Regions from separate parts of the Homo sapiens genome. Here region 1 is linked to region 2. Evidence: chromatin loops called from intact Hi-C (ENCODE). Cell type or tissue: PC-9. All regions are shown on one strand. Links, peaks and the distances in the headings refer to the core of each region. The heading gives the core; the rest is flanking DNA. Region 1 overlaps DTNB (dystrobrevin beta). Region 2 holds the start of DNAJC27-AS1 (DNAJC27 antisense RNA 1).

What was found. Hi-C counts contacts between places; a loop is a spot of excess contacts. Peaks named below come from ENCODE experiments on the same cell type or tissue, not always from the same donor. Only the 100,000 strongest peaks of a DNase experiment are listed, where the experiment ranks them.
Region 1: it touches region 2 in a loop (8-fold over the local background); 4 of 110 quality-filtered maps call a loop at or near these places.

Annotation. Positions count from the first base shown.
Region 1 is chr2:25,515,865-25,527,825 of GRCh38, forward strand. The region is part of intron 9 of DTNB (dystrobrevin beta); the gene reads right to left. Among named protein-coding and RNA genes, the nearest start is that of DTNB-AS1, 100 kb to the left of the region's middle. RefSeq lists enhancers at 2,265-2,409, 6,494-6,543, 8,847-8,926, 10,571-10,715 and cis regulatory regions at 2,337-2,339, 10,643. In PC-9, for the core only: CTCF peaks have their summits at 6,411 (motif pointing left) and 6,610; a DNase peak (open chromatin) is centred at 6,447.
Region 2 is chr2:24,968,197-24,980,157 of GRCh38, forward strand. DNAJC27-AS1 (DNAJC27 antisense RNA 1) reads left to right here and starts at 3,916. Exons shown (of 3, transcript NR_034113.1): 1 at 3,916-4,036. DNAJC27 (DnaJ heat shock protein family (Hsp40) member C27) reads right to left here and starts at 3,759. Exons shown (of 7, transcript NM_016544.3): 1 at 3,622-3,759. The coding sequence starts at 3,708. It also overlaps the pseudogene RPS13P5. RefSeq lists enhancers at 3,170-3,299, 3,253-3,771, 3,310-3,419, 3,680-3,789, 3,772-4,290 and 2 more and a silencer at 3,470-3,549. In PC-9, for the core only: CTCF peaks have their summits at 7,479 (motif pointing right) and 7,690; a DNase peak (open chromatin) is centred at 7,445.

The sequences.
Region 1 (11,961 bases), core at 5,331-7,830, 550 kb after region 2:
CTGCGCCTGGCTGCTTCATTTCTAAGATGTTAACAACAGGGGAAACTAAGTGCAGGGTGTACAGAAACTCTGTCCTATTTATGAAACTTCTGTAAATCTAAAACTAAAATAAAAAGTTTATGTAAATATTTTTAAGTAGGCAAAATATCTAAATAGACAATTGTACCAAAGAAGATATGTGGATGGTTAATATGTACATGATAAGGTACTCAATATCATTAGTCATTAGGGAAATACGAATTAAAACTACAGTAAGATCCTACCACTCACTAACTAGGATGGCTATAGTCCAAAGAATGACAATATACCAAGTGCTGATGAGAATGTGGAGAGACTGGAACTCTTAAGTATTGCTGGTGGGACTGTAAAATAGTCCTGTCACTTTCTTTCTTTCTTTGTTGAGACAGGGTTTCACTCTGTCATCCAGGCTGGAGTGCAGTGGTATAATCCTGGCTCACTGCAGCCTCAACCTCCCAGGCTCAAGTCATCCTTCTACCTCAGCCACCTGAGTAGCTGGGACCACAGGCATGCATCACCCCACCCCGCTAATTTTTTTGTATCTTTTTTAAGTAGAGACGGGGTTTTGCCATGTTGCCCATGTTGGTCTCGAACTCCTGGCCTCAAGCAATCCTCCCACCCCAGACTCCCAAAGTGCTGGGATTACAGGTGTGAGCCACCGTGCCCGGCCTCCCATCACTTTAGAAAACAGTTTGGCAGTTTCTTAAAATATTCAACATACCCTTGGCTGGGCATGGTGGCTCACGCCTGTAATCCCAGCACTTTGGGAGGCTGAGGCAAGCAGATCACCTGAGGTCAGGAGTTCGAGACCAGCCTGGCCAACATGGTGAAACCCCGTCTCTACTAAAAATACAAAAATTAGCTGGGCGTGGTGGTGGGCGCCTGTAATCCCAGCTATCTGGTAGGCTGAGGAAGGAGAATCACTTGAACCCAGGAGACAGAAGTTACAATGAGCCAAAGACCGTGCCATTGCACTCCAGCCTGGGCAACAACAGCAAAACCCTGTATCCAAAAAAAAAATAAAAAAGTTAAATATATGCTTGCACTGCATGACTCAGCAGTTCTACTCCCAGATATGTACTAAAGACAAATGAAAACATATGTCTACAGAAAGACATGAATGTTCATAGCAGCGTTATTCATAAGAGTCAAAAACTAAAAATGAGACCAATGTTCATCAACTGGTGAATGGATAACAAAATGTGATCTATTCATGCAAAGGATATTTTCAACATTAAAAAGAATGACCTATTTATTCTTGAAACAAATGGATAAACCCCAAAAATATTATGCTAAATGAAATAAGTCAGAAACAAAAGACTACATATTGTACGATTCTGTTTATGTGTAATTTCTAGAAAAAGCAGGAAGTAGTTTGGTGATTGCCTTAGGGCTGGAAGTGGGAGCTGGGATTGACTACAAATGGATAGGAGGGAACTTTTTGGATGATGGAAATATTCTTAAACAGGATGGTGGCAATGGTTGCAAAATTGTATAAATTAACTGAAAATAATTTAACTGTCACAGTGGGTGAAATTTACAGAACATAAATTACACCTCAAAAAAAAAGACAAATCAAAATCACAATGAGATATTACTCCATACCCATTACGATGGCTACTATAAAAACAAATCAACATAGAATAACAAGTGTTGGCAAGGATGTGCAAAGTTGGAACTCTTTTGCAGTACTAGTGAGATTATAAAATGGTGCAATCTCTGTAAAAAACAATATGAGGGTTCCTCGAATCCTCAAACAATTAAAAATTGAACATATGATCCAGCAATCCCACTACCAGGAATACATACAAAAGAACTGAAAGCAGGGTTTCCAAGAGATCCATGTTCATAACAGCACTATTCACAATAGCCCAGAGGTGAAAGCCACCCAAAATAATATTCCATTGTATGTAGGTACCACATCTTACCAACGGTGGATGAATGGATGAGCAAAATATGGTATCTACATACAATGAATATCATTCAGCCTTAGAAAGGAAGGAAATCCTGTCACACGCTGCAACACAGATACTGCAACACAGAACCTTGAGGGCATTATACTAAGTGAAATAAGCCAGTCACAAAAAGACAAATACCATATGATTCCACTCACATGAGGTATGTAAAGCAGTCAAATTAATAGAAACATAAAGTAGAACGGTGGTCACAGGGGGTGGAGGGAAAGGGCATTGCTGTTTAACGGGTATGGAAAAAGTTCTGAAGATCTGTTTAACAACAACACGATTACACTTGCCATTACTGAACTGTACGCTTAAAAACCGTACACTTAAAAGAATTAAGATAGTTAATTTTATATTATTTTTTTATCCACAATAAAAAAAAAGAATACTAAGGGATGATGATTTGTGAAGTTTTGTGAGATTTTGAGTTTAAAAGCAGAGAGCTTTATAGTAGGATAATGGCAAACAGGGTGAGAAAATCTCAAGGGCAGAGTGAAACTCAGCAGAACAAAGTCATAGCCACTTGTAAATAATCACCCTCCTTGGACTAAAGCTTGATGGTTCTGAGTTTTGTTGTATTACATAATGCTGTTTCTCCTCACTGCACCATACTCATCACATTTACTGTTCACATAAGCATCCCTCTGTCTCTCACACACACACACAGAGGTACCACACATATATATGCACATGTGTGAGTTTGTGAGTGCAAGTTCCCGTCTCCCTCACCCCAACACACACACACTCACACTCACGTACACACACACATGCACACACACATACATACTGAGGTTCAGGCAAAAACGTTATCCTATTTCTAGGACTGTCTTAGATGATGCATAGCCCTCTTTGCTCTTTCTTTCCTTTTTGGAGAGGTATAATTCCAGGGCTAGTAAGCAACCTTAAGCTCAGAAGAATGATTCTGGGACTTTCAGCCTGAAACGGAGCAAAACAGGTAACATTCATACCAGGACATAGTGAAGCTCAAGGCCCTAAGACAACCCTGTATTCCTCACCTTCTAGGTTTTCAAATTCATCCCAGCAAAATGCAAGCCAGAAAGAGTATCAGATGAGCTGTGACCTAATGGCCTTCACATTCTAGGCTATATATACAGGAGAACAAAAAGCAACTCTTCTTTTACCAAAAAGACAAATTGAATAGACCCCAAGGTGCCTAATGGCCCACTGGTAAGCAAAATCATGTCACCAACGGTAAGTTTTTCAAAATCATTACAGCAGGCCAGGCACAGTGGCTCATGTCTATAATCCAGTGCTATGGGAGGCTGAGGTGTGAGGACTTCTTGAGGCCAGGAGTTCAAGACTAGCGTGGGCAACATAGCAAGACCCCATCACTTCAAAAAAATATAAAAATTAGCCAGGCGTGGTGACATGTGCCTGTAGTCCTAGCTACTTGGGAGGCTGAGACAGGAGGATCTCTTGAGCCCAGGAGTTTTGAGGTTACAATGAGCTGTGATCATGTCACTGAACTTTAGCCTCGGTGACAGATCAAGACCCTGTTTCTACTTTTTTTTTTTTTTTTTTTTACTTTTGTTTTCTCACTCTGTCTTATGGTGCTGACCCTGTCTCTAAAAAACAAATAACCCAAAAAATCATTACAGCAAAATGCAAGACAATTAATATCAGATGAGCTATGATCTAGGAATCAAAGTACAAGTTGAGAATCCCTTATCCAAAATGCTTGGGACCAGAGTGTTTCATATTTTGGATTTTGGAATATTTGCATTCTATTTACCCTGGTTGACCATGCGAATTCCAAAAATCTACAGTCTGAGATGCACCAGTGAGCATTTCCTTGGACTGTCACGTCGGCACTCAAAAAGTTTCGGATTTTGGAGCATTCCAGATTTTGAATTTTCAGATTTGAGATGCTCAACCTGCATATTTACCTGTCAGAAATGGTTCAAGATTACAATCTTCCAAACAGGTTCAGTCTCAGGAGATCAAGATACCTAGAATGAATCTGATACTCCTTTCAAGCAATTGGAACATCAGATTCACCTAGAGGTCTAAGAAAAAAGTATCATCTTGTCAGTTTCCTCAAATAAGACTCTAGTCTCCCATCAAAAGAAGAAAGCCCAACTCACAATACACACTCAATAAATACTGTGGAAGACAGTGTTTCAACCCAGACTAACTTATCAATATTATGAATTCTGTAACACCCGATAATTGGAGAATACAATAAAACCAATTAATAACTCTCTTCAGAAAAAAAAAATTGGCTTATTAAAGTTGTAGGCTAGGGGCAGTGGCTCTCGCCTGTAATCCCAGCACTTTGGGAGACCGAGGCGGGTGGATGACGAGGTCAGGAGTTTGAGACCAGCCCGGACAACATGGTGAAACCCCGTCTCTACTAAACATACAAAAATTAGCCAGGCGTGGTGTGTGACCCAGCTACTTGGGTGACTGAGGCAGGAGAACTGTTTGAATCCGGGAGGTGGAAGTTGCAGTGAGCCGAGATTCTGCCACCGTACTCCAGCCTGGGCGACAGAGCAAGACTCCGTCTCAAACAAACAAACAAACAAAACAATTAAAAATGGCTGTAAACAGCAAGGCAATTCACCATAAGTGCCCTTGTCACAAAAGCCATTTTTAACTCCAGACTCATCCATCATTTTAAAAGAAGTGTCACAAAAATGTGCTTTAATAATTAAACAACATAAACAAGAAGTTAGACTTGTTCTTTCACAGGGTTACAAATGGTCTTATATTATTCCTGGTCTGGTGAATTCTGCTGATATATTTAAAGTTGTTATGAATAAGTAGAAAACAAGCATATTTGTGTTTTACCAAAAAGTTCATAAGCACTGATAGCACCGATACTTAAAGCATAATTGTCTAAAGTTCAAAAAGAAGATTTATGAGGTATAGGAAAAAAACAACAAAGAGAACAGATTTTTTAAGTTCATATCAAAGTAATGTATACACAGAGTCTAAGTCAGTATTAAACAGAAGAGCAGTTAAAATAGAACAAATTAGAGCCACATTAAAGTATTACTGTAATTACAGTTTTATAATTACAGTATAATTTAAATAACAGTATAACAGTATTTTTTAATTATCTAGGTTAATTCTGTTTTGATGCAATGTGCGGAGAAAATTGGTTGGCTTAGCTGTTCAAACATGCTATATATTTATGTATGCAAAGGATGCAAGAAACAAATAAAAGACTTTCTGTCAGTAAGAGGCAGTCTGGTTTCTAGGTAACAAATTTTATCTGAGTCCTTCAGCAAAAGGTGTTATCTTCACCGCTGCGTGAAAAAACAACTTGGGCCATCAAACCAAAGATGATGATCATTCAGAAAAAAGAGTCTAAAGAAGCACAAAGTGCCCTAAATTTGCAGTTTTTAGACACCCTTCTTTGAGAGCAGGGGTTGGCAAACTTTTTCAGGGCCAGATAGTAAATAATATAAGCTCTAAGGGCCATTTGGTCTCAGTCGTTAATGACTCAATTCTGCCACTGGAGCTCGAAAGCATCCATAAACAACATAAAAATGAGTGAGTATGGCTGTGTCCCAATAATTTTTTTTTTTTTTTTTTTTAAGACAGAGTCTTGCTATGTCACCCAGGATGGAAAGGCACAATCTCGGCTCACTGCAACCTCTGCCTCCCAGGCTCAAGCAATCCTCGTGCCTCAGCCTCCTGAGTAGCTGAGATTACAGGTGCATGCAACTGTACCCGCCTAATTTTTATTTTTTTAGGAGAGACGGGGTTTCGCTATGTTGGCCATGGTGGTCTTGAACTCCTGTGATCCACTCCCAACTCAAGTGATCCACTCCCCTTGGCCTCCCAAAATGCTGGGTGAGCCACTGAGGCCAGTCCCAATAAAACTTTACTTACGGACACTGACGTGATTTTCATGTAAGTTTCACTTTACAAAATATTCTTATTTCTCTTCAAACATTTAAAAATGTAAAGGTCTTGTTAGATCATGAGGGACAGGTTGGCCTTAGCCTGCAGGCTATAGTTTGCCCACCCCTATTAAGATGAATCCCAGGTGTGTGCAGCGGAAGACACTGGGCTCTTTCTCGCTAGAATTCAGGGTAATAGACACACTAAGCCAACACGTGAAGTTTTGCTTCCCCTCAGAAATAAATCTACACAAACTGAAATGCAATGGTGACTAACCACTAATTAAAGAGATTAGGCTTAAGAACTCTGTGGTTAGAAAATTAGCAAGAGCAAATTGCTTGAATTCGGATCACAGGAAGCCTGTTAGAGGCATCCAGAGGTAGACGTGGTATAAATATGTTTTTGCCAAAAGAAGCAACTCATTTCTCTCAGAGACCTGGAAGTAAGAGAAGTTGCTAGAGTGCTGATACGTGAATTGGCTTTGTTTTGAATACACGTCTTGCAATTTATTTGAAAAACCTTGTTTACTCAATATTCTCACCACCCCCCAGAAAGGAACACAAAGAAATATGCCTGACATCTAGTGGTGGCTTTGGGAAACTGTAGGTACATGACTTGTATTACTTTCTGAAAGAAAACCAAAACCAAAACAAAACGCAAAAACATAAATGGTGGGGAGGAGTCAGATGCCTGTGTATATAAATTGTGTTGGGTATAATTCATTCACTCAATACATTTTAGGTGCCTACCACGCACCAAGCAGTATTTCAGGTAATAGGAATTCGGCGGAGAACAAGATAAAGTCCAGCCTTTGTGGAGTTTACATTTTTGTGACATGATTAACTTTATTTGAAGGAAAAGACTTTAAAAGTTTATAGCCTTCTAGCCACTTAAAAGCACTTTCTCATACATTATCTTAAAAAAATCCTGAGACAATTAAGACAGGTTTTATTAACACCATTTTACAGAAAGGCAAACTGAGGTCTTTTTTTTTTTTTTTTTGAGATGGAGTCTTGCTCTGTCGCCCAGGATAGAGTGCAGTGGTGCAATCTCGGCTCGCTGCAACCTCTACCTCCTGGGTTCAAGCAATTCTCCTGCCTCAGCCTCCCAAGTAGCTGGGATTACAGGGGCCTACCACGACGCCCAGTTAATTTTTGTATTTTTAGTAGAGACGGGGTTTCACCATATTGGTTAAGTTAGTCTTGAACTCCTGACCTCAGGTGATCCACCCACCTTGGCCTCCCAAAGTGCTGGGATTACAGACATGAGCCACCGCACCAGGCCTGGAGTCCACACATTTTCTAAAGAGTCAGACTTCGATTTGTACTAATTTATTATTTTGCTGGCTACACACAAAAGGAAATATTGGTGAGCCTATCAGAAAAGTCTATCAACAGCATTAACCTTCAATTAAAAGGATCTCATGAACTAAATTCTGGTTAGCCTACTGCAACTATATAAAACTGGCTTCTTCACTCTCACTCAAACCTATTTGCAAACACTCAAACCTATTTGCAAATGCACAAAGTACTATGTGAACACTGTTAGCACCTTGCAGAGTAGCTAGAAGGTCCTCAATAAGTATTTGCTGAATTAATGAATAATTAAGAATCTTAGCAAGCGTTAAGAATTGCTATTCATGGCTGGGTGCAGTGGCTCACGCCTGTTATCTCAGCACTTTGGGTGGCCAAGGCAGGCAGATTGCTTGAGGTCAGGAGTTCGAGACCAGCTAGGCCAACACGGCGAAACCCCATCTCTACAAAAAATACAAAAAGTTAGCCAGGCATGGTGGCACGCACTTGTAGTCCTAGCTACTCAGGAGGCTGAGGCATGAGAATTGCATGAGCCTGGGAAGCGGAGGTTGCAGTGAGCTGAGATCACACCAGTGCACTCCAGCCTGGGCGACAGAGCAAGACTCTGTCTCCAAAAAAAAAAAAAAAAAGAACTGCTACTCATATGTTTGTATTTGTACTCTGCATTGCACTCTGAACATTTCTTAATACTTAGTGTTGAATTTTTAGTTTGCTTTCATATAACTAAAACTCTTTATGTCCTCCTAATGCAGTGGTTCTGTAAACTGATCAGATGTATTAGGGAACTTTTTCAAAAGGTGGATTCTTAGGCCACTTCCAGAATTATGGTTAAGTTGACCTAGAATGGAAGTAACTTGGTCATCTGTACTTTTTTTTTTTTTTTTTTTTTGAGACAGAGTTTCCCTCTTCTTGCCCAAGCTGGAGTGCAATGGCGTGATCTTGGCTCACCGCAACCTCCACCTCCCAGGTTCAAGCAATTCTCCTGCCTCAGCCTCCCGAGTAGCTGGGATTACAGGCATGCACCACCACACCCAGCTAATTTTGTATTTTTAGTAGAGATGAGGTTTCTCCATGTTGGCCAGGCTGGTCTTGAGCTCCGGACCTCAGGTGATCCGCCTGCCTCAGCCTCCCAAAGTGCTGGGATCACAGGCATGAGCCACCGTGCCCGGCCCTTCTGTACTTTTTAAGGCCTTCTGATTGATCTTGGTATCAGCCAAGTTTGGGAACCATTAACACGTATTGAATACAGAAAAAAAAATCTGTAAGACATAGAAACTCAAAGTTGAAAGGATCCTCAAAAGTTATCTAGTCAAACTAAATAGGATTAACTGCTCAACATCTCATCTAAATCTGAAAGAGAATCTACCAGAGCTTTTTTTTTTTTTTTTTTGGTGGGGGGGGTGGTCTGCTGACTATATTCTTGGCTTGGGAGTAATTCGGACTGATAAATAGTTAAACTATAAAATCTGAATTCTAGGTAGTATCTTGTAGAGTTGAAGACATTTGTAGAACAAGTTACTACAGCTGACCAGTATCTGGTTCTCCTCTCCTCCCTAGGTACACAGAAGGCTATTCAGGCTTGAAATTAGGTGGGGCTGTGAGGCAGGTGGTATGTGTCATTTCTGAACCAAAGCACAGAAGAATGGCTCTGAGCTGTCCCTACGCTTTCTTCCCCTGCTGCAGCAATGAGGAGGGCTCGTGTGAAGATGGTGGAGCCACAAGAGTAAAGCAGCCTACACCATCGAACCACTGCCCAGGTTGGCTGCTCCAGTCATTCCAGTCCACAACGGACTGGGTGTGAGTAACAAACAAACATTTATGAGCTGAACCACTGAGATCTGGTGGTTAATCTGCTACTATATTATTACTCGTGCTATCCTGAATATGTAATATTCATATCCCAGGACCCAGTAGTTAGCCTCCTACCTTACAGGATTTCTCCATACAAGAATGCTCAAAGCAGCACTGTAGGCTATAGTGAAAAATCGGAAATAATGTCCAGCAATGAAGAATGAATTACTCGTGGTAAAGTCATTCAATGGAATACCATTGGAGATTTTGGATAAATTTCAAAAACATATTACTTAATAAAGTAATAAACTTACAGAACGACATGTAGAGCATGACCATTTATATACAGTTTTAACATATCTGATTTTTATAGATGTATAAATATCTAATAAAAGTAGTTTAAAAAGTATAAAATCATGAATACCAAACAAATGATAGTGGCTACCCTTTGGGAAAAGGAAAGCGTGATTAGATGAGGAAGAGGGACACAGGAGACCACAGTTTTATCTACAATGTTTTATTCATTTTTTAAAAAAGATCCAAGCTGGGCGCAGTGGCTCACACCTGTAATCCTAGGAGGCTGAGGCAGGTGGATCACCTGAGGTCAGAAGTTCAAGACCAGCCTGGCCAACATTGTGAAACCCCACCTCTACCAAAAATATAAAATTAGCTGGGGGTGGTGGCACATGCCTGTAATCCCAGCTACTCGGGAGGCTGAGGCAGGAGAATCGCTTGAACCCAGGAGGTGGAAGTTGCAGTGAGCCAAGATCGCTCCATTGCACTCCAGCCTCGGCAACAAGAGCGAAATTCCGTCTCAAAAAAAAAAGAAAAAAAAATCCAAGGCAAATATATAGAATAAAATAAGAATTAATAAGGAAAAATCCAAGTTCTAATTCTTAGCTCTCAGTCCCAGCTGCATTTTTACTTAAATTTCTAACAGAAAACTCGATATGGGGAGGGCTTTTTAAATAGAAGAAACGTGAAGTCAGGTTCACCCAAAGACAGGGAAGTGGAGCCACAGAAAGGCCTGGAACCTCTGAAGGAGGGGTGAGAGGTTGCATTAAGATAAGAGGACTGGTTGAAAGAATGGATAAGAAGCAGCAAATTCCCACCCAATCCCCACCACCTCCAGCCACACTCCCAACACCACATTGCCAGATGACTACTCCTTTCTAGGCCCACCAGGAAACCAGAGGTTACTCTCAAGTCAAACTAAGCAGAAAGCCCCTGAGCTCAGGAGCCCCAGGTGGAGGCAGGGGTATGGAGCCTGAATGAAAACGAAGAGATTAAGTGAAATTCTATGCTAAAACTACTGGATTCTCCAACATACTTCTCCTGGTCAGGATTCACAGAACTTTTGACCCCAGAACTGTATCCTAGATATTAATACATAGAAACTCTCATGCAGCTCCATGGGGGAAACATGCCATACACTGTGGCATTATATGTGGAGGCAGAGGTCTAAAAGCAACCAACGTGTCCACCTCAGGGAGAACGGACAGGTAAAATGCTGTTCACAATAGCACTTATAAATATATATAAATATATATATATATATATATATATATATATATATTTTTTTTTTTTTAATTGAGACAGAGTTTCACCCTTGTCACCCAGGGTGGAGTGCAATGGCGCGATCTCAGCTCACTGCAACCTCTGCCTCTCAAGTTCAAGTGAGTCTTCTGCCTCAGCCTCCCGAGTAGCCGGGATTACAGGCACTGGCCGCCACGCCTGGCTAATTTTAGTATTTTCAGTAGAGACAGGATTTCACCATGTTGGTCAGGCTGGTCTCAAACTCCTGACCTCAGATGATCCACCCACCTTGGCCTCCCAAAGTGCTGGGATTACAGGTGTAAGCCACCATGCCCAGCCATAAATAAATATCTTAAAGGGACATACAGAACAATACTTTTTAAGAACGTATGCTAACAAAAACATACACGACGAGCACATTAGAATGGTTATCTATAGGGGAAAAGGTGACTCGAGTGGGACATTTCCATAAAGGGGAATTTTAAAAAATATGATAAATAGCACAAATAAAATGGTGGAAAAAGTCCACATATCATAGTAATGATGTTAATAACAAATGTCTTAACCAATTTTAAAAAACTGAAAAATACAGACCATTTTCCAGACTAAAAGTAAGTTATAAATTAATAACAAAAAGGCAACTAGAAAACCTCTATATGTTTGGAAATTAAGAAAGTATACTTCTCAAAGAAGAATCCTAACATAACTTGGGAAATATTTAGAAGTAAACAACAAAAAATATTATACAGTAAAACTTGGGTAATACCCAGATAGGGTTCAGATACATTTACAGCCTTAAATGCTTCTACTAGGGGGAAAAAATAAAAAAATTAAAAAACCTGAAATGAGTAAGCTAACCATGCCTTTAAAGAAATTAGAAAAGGAGTCTGGGCACGGTGGTTCACGCCTGTAATCCCAGCACTTTGGGAGGCCAAAAGGGGGTGGATCAAGAGGTCAAGAGATCAAGACTATTCTGGCCAACATGGTGAAACCCCGTCTCTACCAAAATTACAAAAATTAGCTGGGCGTGCTAGCGCATGCCTGTAGTCCCAGCTACTCAGGAGGCTGAGGCAGAAGAATCACTTGAACCCGGGAGGGGGAGGTTGCAGTGAGCTGAGATTGCCACTGCACTCCAGCCTGGCGACAGACTGAGACTCTGTCTCAAAAAAAAAAGAGAAAGAAAAAATGCCATAAATACACGAGAGTGGAAATAAAAAAGGCCCATTAGCACACATACTGTGGACTTACAAAGACAATAAAATATTATGAACGTTGTATCAATAACCTTTAAAATTGAGAGAAAATTAATAAATTCCTACCAATACAAAATACTCCAAGGTAACTTCAAAAATAAATAAACAATAAAAATAGTCTAATTGTTTTTTAAAAATGGAATTACCAGTTAAAAATCTTCCCACAAAGAAATCTTCAGGCTTAGATGGCTCCATTAGTGAGTTTCATAAAAAATT
Region 2 (11,961 bases), core at 5,923-8,422:
AACTTTAAAATAGCTCTACTCACTTTTTTATGGTTACACAATAGTCTGTGATATGCAAATATTCCCTCCATTTCATTGCTTGCTAGTTACTTTGTCATTTGTTTTAATTTGCTGTTTGAGTCAATGATTATTTACTAAGGCATTCCTTAATTTTTAACTTTAAAATGCTTTACCTGTATATCATCCTATATTTTCCAAATCCTTTAAAATGAGTATGTGTTACTTTTACAACTAAGGCAAAATAATAAGTTTTTTTAAAAGTTACACTTAAATCTTTTATCCATCTAGAATTTATTTATTTATTTATTTATTTATTATTATTATTTTTTTTGTAGAGACGGGGTTTCACCATGTTGGCCAGGATGGTCTCGATCTGACCCCGTGAACCGCCCGCCTCGGTCTCCCAAAGTGCTGAGATTACAGGCGTGAGCCACTGTGTCCGGCCTAGAATTTATTTTTGAGAAAGGAATGTAATAGGAATCCAACCTACTCTCAAATAGTAGACAGTTGTTACAACAATATTTACTAAATGGTCTCTATTTTCCCATAATTTTACTACATTTGTGTAAATTGAATTTCCTTACGTATCTGGGTTTATTACTGGACTCTACTCTGTTCCACTGATGTCTCCATATTTCCTTCCCAATACCAATGGGAAAAGTTTGGTAGCTTAAAAAAAATTTTTTTTTAAATTAAACAATCATTTTATTGCTTGAGTACATAGACAAATTTATATGACCAGGACAGAGGCTGTAGATTACTCACTTCCAACTGGGAGGGAGGATTTGCTTGGTCTTACAATATTGAGCCAAAGGGTGACTCTACCTCTCTATCAGAATCAGACAGAATTTACCATCCTTATCCTTTCTGTTCATCTCAAGATGCTTTTGAACAATAACTACTTCTTAATTAAATGGTAGAGATCTTCAGGGAGATCAGGAGCAAGTCCCTTCTTGGACTTAAGAATTCTTAAGATGCTATTGCCTGTCACAAAACGTACTTGAGCAACACCATGTGAGTCTCTCAAGAACCAAACTTGAAAAGGGAATCATGTTTTAACTTCCAATACCAAACACAAACTGGAGAACGTGATGATGTCAAGGCTCAGGTATCATGGCATAGTTTCCTATTTGTAAGATGGGGGTCTACTTTTATACATCACAGAAACCAACATGGGAATGCATGCAAAGCTCTCATAGACATCCAAGGAAGGTTTACCGAACACTAAGGAAAATCTTTCTGGTGGAAACTGTGAACGTTGAAAAACCATCATCACAGTGAAAAAAAATTTTTTTTTTCTTTTTAGAGTCTCACTCTGTCGCCTAGGCTGGAGTGCAGTGGCACAATCTGGGCTTACTGCAACCTCCACCTCCCAGGTTCAAGGCAATTCTCCTGCCTCAGCTTCCTGAGTAGCTGGGACTACAAGCGTGCGCCACCATGCCTGGCTAATTTTTTGTATTTTAGTAGAGATGGGGTTTCACCATGTTGCCCAGGCTGGTCTCGAACTCCTGAGCTCAGGCAATCCACCTGCCTCTGCCTCCCAAAGTGCTAGAATTACAGGCGTGAGCCACTGCGCCCGGCCTGAAAAATATTTTTAAATGGCTGATACAGTTGGTCTTCTTTCATTTCTTTTTTTTCCCCACAATTTTCTTTGTTGTTTTCACATTAATTTTTCATGAAGACTTTAGTAGTCTTGTATTATGTTCTGGGAAAAAAAAACCCTTATTGATGTTTTCACTGGAATTGAATTTCATTTGTAGGTTGAGTAATTCACATCTGTACAATATTGTGTAATCCCACGTAAGGAAAAAGTATATCTTTCCATTTGCCTAAGTAATTTATCTCCCTTTGTAGAGTTTGAAACTTGTCTTCATATAGGTGCTGCCTATTTCATGTTAAGTTTAAACCTAGGAACTTTATTTTTGTTGTAACTGTAAATTAAAATTGTTTTTCAATTACACATTCCAACTGAATATAATTTGGACACAATAAAGTTATTAATTTGTGGGTAATAATTTTGCTTTATTGAATTTTTATAATGTTTCTAATAGTTTTTCAGTTATTTCTCTTTGGGTTTCCAGGTAAACAATCGTATTATTAGCAAATAATGTTAATTTTACCTTCTCTTTTCTAATATTTTTATATTCTCTTACTCTTGTCTAATTGCACTGGCTAATAAAACTAGAAAAATGTTAAGTAGATGTGGTGACACTGGGCATTCTGAGCTGCTTCTAATGTTGTATCATTAGGCACAGTAAAATTACTTTTTTTTTTTTTTTTTTTTTTGAGACGGCGTCTCACTCTGCCGCCCAGGCTGGAGTGCAATGGCGTGATCTCGGCTCACTGCAGCCTCTGCCTCCCCGGCTTAAGCGATTCTCCCGCCTCGGCCTCCCAAGTAGCTGGGATTAAAGGCGTGCACCACCATGCCTGGCTAATTTTGCATTTTTAGTAGAGACAGGATTTCACTATGCTGGTCTTGAACTCCTGACCTCAAGTGATCCGCCCGCCTCGTCCTCCCAAAGTGCTGATGTATTACAGGCCTGAGCTAGCGTGCCCAGTCCCTAGAAAAAAAAAAACACCTCGTACACAGCTGACGTTCAAAAAAATGTTGACTTTCAGTGAATACTATGCTAGCACATACACACAAAAGTAGTACGGGATCATGCTACACAGAAATAAAAAACACTAAGTAAACATTTACTGAGCATCTCCTGGGTGCCAGGCACTGGACTAGGCACTGCCTTAACAGCTCTTTCGGAGTTGATTTTGAACGCATACAACGACGGAAAGAGCACCGCAGTGGGAATGTGAAGACTTAGGTTCTAATCTTTCCTCGGTCACTGATTTGATGACCTTGGGAAGTTCTTAACCAACAGATTCCACTTGCCCAAAAGGAAAGAATTTGAGTGAAGAGGAGGCCGTCTTGGAATTCATAAGGGAAAAGGCCTCAGGTTACCTCTGGCCTTCCCTCCCCACGTACTAAAGGAGAGTTTATAGCTGATGAACCACAGATGGGGCAGAGAGAAGGGCGGTGGAACTAACAGATATGGGGACACCACCAAAAATAAAACACAACGCAAAACAAAACAGCGCGGACCCCGGCCATCCCTTGCACCTCCCCTGTGAAACACGTCAACGTCAGTTACGCTCTCTCGTGACGGGAATGCAGAATCTGGGCTGCCGGGCACCATTTCGCGAACCCCAAATTCTCACACGCACCCCATAACGTTCCGCCGGCTCCCAGGCCCGGCTGGGGGAACTAAACTTTCATCCTCCATCTCCCGGTCCCGGACGGCCCCCTAGAACGCGGGCAAGGTATCTAGGCCGACGGCCCCTCATGGGGACCCAGGCCTTCTTACTCTTTTGGGGGTACATTCAAGGCTTAGAGGCCACCCCAGACACCATCTCCGGAAGAGTGACGTCGGAGGACGAGGGGGCAACGGAAAGGTCAAAAAGGTCGGGGAGTTTCGTTCGCGGAGCCGCACCCCTCGGCTGAGACCCGGGCCTGCTCGGGGGCGGAGAGGAGGCCGGGCCCCAGGCTGTTGAGTGGCCGCCCTTCCAGCCAATGGACACGTCGCCCCGCCACGCTGGGGCCCGCCCCTCCCGGCTCGCTGTACTCACTTTCCCCACTTCGGCGTTGCCCATGGAGATGACTTTGATGCGGAGAGACCTGCCGGGCTCCTTCCGCTTCGGCATGTTGGCCTCCATGGCCCTGGCTCTCTCGGGGCCACCCGCCTCGGTCTCTTCTTGTGCACCGCTGGCCCGTCCCTCAGGCCTCCTCGTCCAATGGCGGAGCCGCTGCTCTCGTCACCGCCTCGCCTCCGCTGCTCGCCATCCCCGCCGCTGCCTGGCAGCAGGCGCGGGCGGTTGGGAGCGTGGGGAGCCGGGGGAGGGAGACGGGAGTCTCGCGATGCTAGCGCGGGGCTGCTGACGTCATCTGCAGGCCCTGGAGACGCGACTGCAGTTACCGAGTTTCTAAGGCCTCGTCCCCTGACGGGAAGGCGGCGTTGGGGGGCGGCTGGGTTTACCCTTCGAGGTGAGCGCGTCCTTGTTTTCAGGGACGCCCGGACGGGAGGCGTTTGTTGCTTTCGCAGCCGAGTGGTGGAAATGTATTGGCTCTTCAGGGCGGGTCTGGTAGTGTCTCGTCCGTTTGGGAGTGTTTTTTTTTTTTTCTGGATTCTTTTTCGGTTCCATGGGCCGGGCTGCTGCTCCTCTTCCCCCTCCAATATTTTGTTCCCCTTGCTCGAGATCCCCGAGAGGCAGACCCCAAAGCCAGGAAAGTGGGGAGGTCGGAACCCTGGTTCTGGAAGAGGGCCTTGGGCAAGGCGTGAAGCGATTCTGAATCTGGTTCCTATTGTTTTTTATTTTAAATGGAGTTGTCTATTTGGAGTCAAGGCAAGAGTGTTTAGTCTTGGCCCTCCTATTACAGATCTCTGATGGATTTGTTGACTCCTCTGTGGGAGAAAGGCTTGGTCTACTGCAGGTGTTAACGCTAAGCCAGGCTGGAGCTGTGGACGTCAGTTTCCTCAGCTCCCCGCTGTTCGCTTCGAACGTGACCTCGACGTCTGCTCTCCCCTTCCCTTTAGCTGACAATGTGACAGTGCTTGAATAAAAGTCAGTCTGACAGGAACGGTAATTTTTTTTCAGTGAATATCTTCAGTTACAGAAGATAAATAGAACTTGACAATGATTATTTATAGTGCCCTGAAAAAAAATGGCTGCCAATTTCCCTGTATATTACAAAGACAAAAGTAGCATTGCTTCTTTTCTCACCTAACTTTAAACATCTTAAGGGAAGTGCATTACAGGAAGGCAATGAGCAAAGGCTCAACATTTCACAGTAAAGTCAGATTTTCCACATTTTAATTTTAAAATGTGTTTTTTAAACATTAAGTTTTTTTTAAGACAAGTTTATTCTGGATTGTTTTGATAATCAAATAATATAACTTAATTCACTGAAGCTTCTAAAATTATTTACAAATATGAAATATAAGTCCTGGTTAGAATTTGGATAGTTTTAAAGCTTAAAAGAATCCACATGCTAACTTCTCAGTATGATTTAATAAATCAAATTACTAAACATGTAATTTCTTCGACAGTTCACCTTTGGCCCTGTAATAGGGTAACTGGTATTGTGGAAGAATAATTATAAAATGTCAAATCTTCAGCTGTTATGATTGATTAAGTATGGTGCTGTTGAGACTAAGCAGTAAAACATGCCACAGATTTAAATTGATTACTATTTTTTTCATATTGATGGGGTTTTTTTTGTTTTTGTTTTTGTTTTTGAGACAGAGTTTCCCTCTTGTTGCCCAGGCTAGAGTGCAGTGGCACAATCTCTGCTCACTGCAACCCCTGTGTCCCGGGTTCAAGCAATTCACCTGCCTCAGCCACCCGAGTAGCTGGGATTACAGGCACCCACCGGTATACGCAGATAATTTTTGTATTTTTAGTAGAGACGGGGTTTCACCATATTGGCCAGGCTGGTCTCGAACTCCTGACCTCAGGTGACCCTCCTGCCTTTGCCTCCCAAAGTGTTGGGATTACAGGCATGAGCCACAGCGTCCGGCCCATATTGATGCTTTTGACACTTTATTGTATATAGCTACATTTTCTACTGTGTGTATTAAATTAGTTTGGAATCGAAAGAGCAAGAAAGTTGTTTTTTTTCCCCCACTCTTTGAATATAAAAAAATAAAAATCAGCACGAGTTAGCTGCTTTTTCCATAGTATGGACCTGGGAGGTATAGTGTGAGCATGGATTCTGGAGCCAGCCCGATACACTTAATCTTGGCATATGTTGTAGGCATGAGGTGGTGATAAGGATTGTAGGAGATAATGCACAGGAAGTACGTAGTAGTCTCCCAGCAAACAGCAGCCACATGCTCTCATTTGCTCATACTTTTTTATGTGTTAAGAAAAATCCTACATCTTTTTAATGTGTATTTTTAGAAAGTAAATTATGAAATATTTAGGACATACTTAAAGGTATAAAGTATAATGGAATGAATAGCCATGTATCCCCCACCCAATTTAAGAAATAAAATATCACCACTGGGCATGGTAGCCCACCCCATAATCCCAGCACCTTGGGAGGCCAAGGCCAGTGGATCATTTGAGCCCAGGAGTTTGAGATCAGCCTGGGCAACATGGCAGAACCCTGTCTCTACGAAAAAAAAAGCCGTTGTGGTAGCCCAAGCCTGTAGTCCCAGCCACGCGGGAGGCTGAGGTTGGAGAATCACCTGAGCCTGGGAGGTTGAGGCCACAGTGAGCTGTGGTCGTGCCACTGCACTCCAGCCTGGGCAACAAAGTTGGACCCTGTCTCTAAATAAATAAATGAAACAAGAAAACATCACTGATACTGTGCGTAGCCTTTCCCAATACATCCCTCTTCCCTCTCTACAAACAGTTGCAACAATCTGAATGCTGCTTTAATTTCCAGGCATTTAAAATTGTTTTACTATATATGAATATATACCTTAAAATGTAGTATTGCATTTCATCTTTCAAAACTGTTTTGAAATAATTTTACACAGAAAATTTCAAGAATGAGACCAAAAAATCTTGTCTACCCTTTATCCAAATTCATCAGTTGTTAACATTTTGTCCCATTTTTTCTATCACTTGTGCTATCTATATGTACATGTATACTCAAATGTTTCTGAGTAGTTTGAGGTTTATTTGCAGACATTTTAATAGATAGATATACATAGATAGATATAAACACAGGCCCAGCTGGGTGGCTCACACCTATAATCCCAGCACTTTGGGATGCCAAGACGGGTAGATCACTTGAGGTTAGGAGTTCGAGACCAGCCTTGCCAACATGGTGAAACCCCATCTGTACTAAAAATACAAAAATTAGCCAGATGTGGTGGCAGGCACCTGTAATCCCAGTGACTTGGGAGGCTGAGGCAGGAGAATTGCTCAAAAATATATATAAAGACATATATAATATATACACATATATATATAGTGTGTATATATACATATATGAATATATGTCATACTTACCTATATATGTATTTCTTTTTTTTTAGAGAAGGAGTCTCACTGTGTTGCCCAGGCTGGTTTTGAACTCCTGGGCTCAAGCAGTCCTCCTGCCTCAGCCTCCCAAAGTGCTGAGATTATAGGCATGAGCCAATGTGCCCAGCCAGCTTGTTTCTTTATCCATAAATAATGTGTGTTTCCTCAGAAGGACTTTCTTCTACATGGCAACAGTGATTTATCAAAATCAGAAAATGCAGCATTTATACAGCACTATTATAAAATCCTGTGGTTTGAATCAAACTGTACACTGAGGTACCTCACATCCCCACAGTAAATCCACGGGGGGATATCTGTGGAATAGCTTGCATTCTAAATTTTCAAGGCAAACAAAATGAAATCTAAATGACTGTACAAAACTACTAGCTTGAAGTTGTTTACAGTTTCAACAATAGATGGCGCCAAATTCCTTGGCTATGTCATGTCTTGGGGCATCTAGGCTTTCCAGTTGGTTGTGATGAAAAGTGAGTACACTGGGCCGGGCGCAGTGGCTCACGCCTGTAATCCCAGCACTCTGGGAGGCCGAGGCGGGCGGATCACGAGGTCAGGAGATCGAGACCATTCTGGCTAACACAGTGAAACCTCGTCACTACTAAAAAATACAAAAAATTAGCTGGATGTGGTGGTAGGCGCCTGTAATCCCAGCTACTCGGGAGGCTGAGGCAGGAGGATACCTTGAACCTGGAAGGCGGAGGTTGCAGTGAGCCGAGATAGCACCACTGCACTCCAGCCTGGGTGACAGAGCGAGACTCCCTCTCAAAACAAAACAAAACAAAACAAAACCCTGAGATGCTGAAAGCACTGTGAACAAAGAAAATTTGGGAAACTTTTATCTAATTCACAGTTAACACTCAAATTTCACCATTTGTCCCAATAATATTCTTTATAGCTGTGTTTGACTTGGTCAACTGGTCTAGGATCTAATCTAGGATCATTTAGTTACATATCTTTAGTCTTTAAGCTGGAATGGTTCCTCAGCTTTTCTTTTTCTTTCAAAATGACGGTTATTTTTAGAATATTCCTCAATTTGTGTTTGTTTGTGTATTCTTGAAATTAGAGTCAGTTATGTTATATTTGGCTGGAATACCACAGAAAAGATGTTATGGGCCAGGTGCGGTGGCTCATACCTGTAATCCCAGCACTTTGGGAGGCCAAGGTGAGCAGATTACCTGAGGTCAGGAGTTCGAGAGCAGCCTGGCCGACATGGTGAAGCCGTGTCTCTACCAAAAGTACAAAAAAATTAGCTGAGCATGGTTGCACGTGTCTGTAGTCCCAGCTACTCGGGAGGCTGAGGCACAAGAATTGCTTGAACCTGGGAGGCAGAGGTTACGGTGAGCCGAGATCATGCCACTGCACTCTAGCCTGGGTGACAGAGCAAGACTCCATCTAAACAAACAAAGATACTATGTCCTTTTTGGGCAGCATATCAGTTGGGATGCCAATTTTTTCCATTTATTAATGATGCTTACTTTAGTTCATTGGTTAAGGTGGGGTTCATGAAGCTGATCTACAGTAAAGTGACTTTTCCCTTTGTAATAAGTAGTTTTTAAAGGGATACTTGGAGATTATATGGCTATCCTTTCTTCACTGAACTTTCACCCACAAATTTTTAGAATCCAGTGATTACTTATGGCTGAAGAGATTATTACTATGATGGACGCAAAATGCTGATTTTCCAACTCCATCATTCCATTTATATTTATTACTTGGTATTCTACCATAAGGAAAAGCTTTCCTTTCTCATTCATTCATTTGTATCAGTATGGCCTTGTATATGCTTATTTTACTCCATGAATATTATTATTTATTTTGATACTCAGGTTGGCTCGTATGTCCTTTTGATGTCTTCACCTTTGTTGTTGTTGTTGTTTCTGTGTTTGTTTAGCACTTTCTTACTTTTTTTTTTTTAAATTTTTTTTAGAGACAGTGTCTCGCTCTGCTGCCCAGGCTGGAGTGCAGTGGCTCAATCTCGGCTCACTGCAACCTCCGCATCCCAGGTTCTAGCAATTCTCCTGCTTCAGCCTCCTGAGTAGCTGGGATTACAGGCGCATGCCGCCAGGCTTGGCTAATTTTTTGTATTTTAGTAGAGATGGGGTTTCCCAGGCTGGTCTCGAACTCCTGAGCTCAGGCAATCCACCCGCCTCAGCCTCCCAAAGTGCTAGGATTACAGGCTTGAGCCACCATGCCCAGTCACTTTCTTACTTTCTTAGCACAGCAACAAGCCCTGCTTCCAAGGATCCTTTTAATGGAGGATGGTATTTAGAAACCAAGATCTGGGTGCTAGGTGTTCTCAGTAGTACTAGAGTGTCTTTGCTTTTGGACCTTTCAGTTGATTGAGCCAAAAAAAGAGATATATGTACATATATACATGCATCTGAATCCATTTATTAAAGTATAGTTTATATGGATAATACCAATGCATTTTAGCATAACAGGATTTGTTCTAGTCTTCCCCCTTTCCATAATTATGACTTCCTGCTTCAACAGTGAGAAACTTGGCTCCTTTTATCCTCAGTATATTTACTCATTTGCTCAATCCTACACTACATAGGAAGTAGTTTCAGAGTTGCTAACCCATACCATTTTAAAAAACAAAAGCCCTTTGAACTAGAGTTCAGTATTTGTTTATGACTTTTTGTCCAAAACTGACAAATACAGTTTGTCATATAGTATAAGTATTGTGTTCAAACGTTAGTTGGGTTAATCCTTTTTTTTCCTTCTTCAGTGTGGTTATGGTTTGCATTCGAAATACAATTAAGCTCATTTGTTTCTTTAGTATTGTAGCTTCAGTTTTTTGCCCCTCATGATTAGTGACTTTATTAACGTTTTTGGGTATGTAAAACATTAACAGATTCAAAGTTAAAGCAATACAATCAGTATACCCACATGAGTGTCACTTTCACCCTTCATTCCAATCCTTTTCACCACTTCCCACCTACCTGCTGTGGGCAACCAATCACATAGACTGTGATTTACTCCTTCCTGTGTTTCTTTTTATAGAAAATAGACAGTTACATGTATATTTTCTCATTTCTCTTTATGACACAAAAAAGTAACATTGTATGTGTGTGCACAATTTTGAAATTTGCTTTTACACTTAATATATTCTGGAAAGGACCACATGCTATTTCACTATTATGTAAAAAAAGATCATACTCCTTTTTTATAGCTACACAGCACAGTATCCCATTGTGTGTATATACATTTTTTTTCAGTTAATATATTTAGGGGCATTTATGTATTTTTGTACTATTATGGGTATGTCTTCAAGGTAAAATTCTTTAAAAAATGGAATTACTGGGTCAAAGGTAAATGTAAATTTACTTTTATTATATATTGCCAAATTCTGTAAGGTAACGTTTTGAGAATTTTTGCATTAATATTCTTAAGTAATGTTGGAAGTAAGTAATATTATTAAGTAATACTAAAGTAATTTTATGCTACCTTTGCCTTGTTTAGATACTAATGTTATACTTGCATCATAGGCTAGGTGCTGTGGCTCATGTCTGTAATCCCAGCACTTTCATAAGTGGAAGTGGGAGGATCTGTTGAGGCCGGGAGATCAAGACCAGCCCTGGCAACATAGTGAGACCTTGTCTCTATAAAAATAAAGACTCAGGCAGGAGAATCACTTGAGCCCAGGAGTTCAAGGTTACAGTGAACTATGATCTCACTGCTGCACTCCAGCCTGGGTGACAGACCAAGACCTTGTCCCTCAAAATCCCACCAACACACACATAGTTGACAGTTTTAAAAAATGTTTCTATGCTCTGGAATAATTTATCTGACAAAATTTATTTTTTATTTTTTTTTCAGAGACGGGGCTTCGCCATCTTTCCCAGGCTGGTCTCAAACTCCTGAGCTCAAGTGACCCTCCTGCCTTGGCCTCCCAGAGTGCTGGGATTACAGGCATGAGCAATGGTGCCTGGCCCAAAATTCATACATTAGCAAAAGTAGGGAGAATAAAGTAATGAACACTCATTTTCCACCTTCAGCAATATCAACGTGGATCAATCTTGTTTCATCTATACCCCAGATTATTTTGGGGCAAACTATAAATATAGTTATACTATAACTATCCATATCTTATTATGTACTTTAGAAGGTGAAGCTCTTAAAATACAGACATAAATGAAATCTAACTGGCATACTGTGGTAAGCCGAATTCTAAGATGGCCTCTAAGATTCCTGGCCCCTGGTACACACATACCTTTTCCCAGTTAGTTAATCAAACATGAATTTGGGTGCTGCTACAAAGGGATTTTGGTAATTAAGTTCCCAGATCAGTTGTTTTTACGCTGAAGATATTATCCTCCATGGGCCTGACCCAATCAGATGAGTCCTTAAGTAGGATAGGGCTTTTCCTGGCAAAAGATATTAAAAATGTGAGAAGCATTCAATAGGAGGAAGGTTCTCCAGGATGGAAGGGGATACTTAGCAAGGACCTAAGAGTGGCCTCTTGGAGCTAAGAGTAACCCCCAGCCAACAGCAAGAAAATGAGCAGCTCAGTCCTACAACCAGAAGTAACTGAATTCTGCCAAAAACCTGAATGAGCCTGGAAGGAGCTCCTGAGCTCTGATGAGAACCCAGCTGTCTGCTACCTTCATTGCAGCCTTGTGAGACTTTTTTTTTCTGAGACAGGGTCTCGCTCTGTTGCCCAGGCTGGAGTGCAGTGGCACGATGTCAGCTCATTGCAGCCTCTGGCTCCCAGGTTCAAGTGATTCTCCTGCCTCAGTCTCCCGAGTAGCTGGGATTACAGGCGCCTGTCACCACACCCGGCTAATTTTGTATTTTTAGTAGAGATGGGGTTTCACCACGTTGGCCAGGATGGTCTCGAACTCCTGATCTCAAGCGATCTGCCCACCTCAGCCTCCCAAAGTGCTGGGATTACAGGCGTGAACCACTGCACCCAGC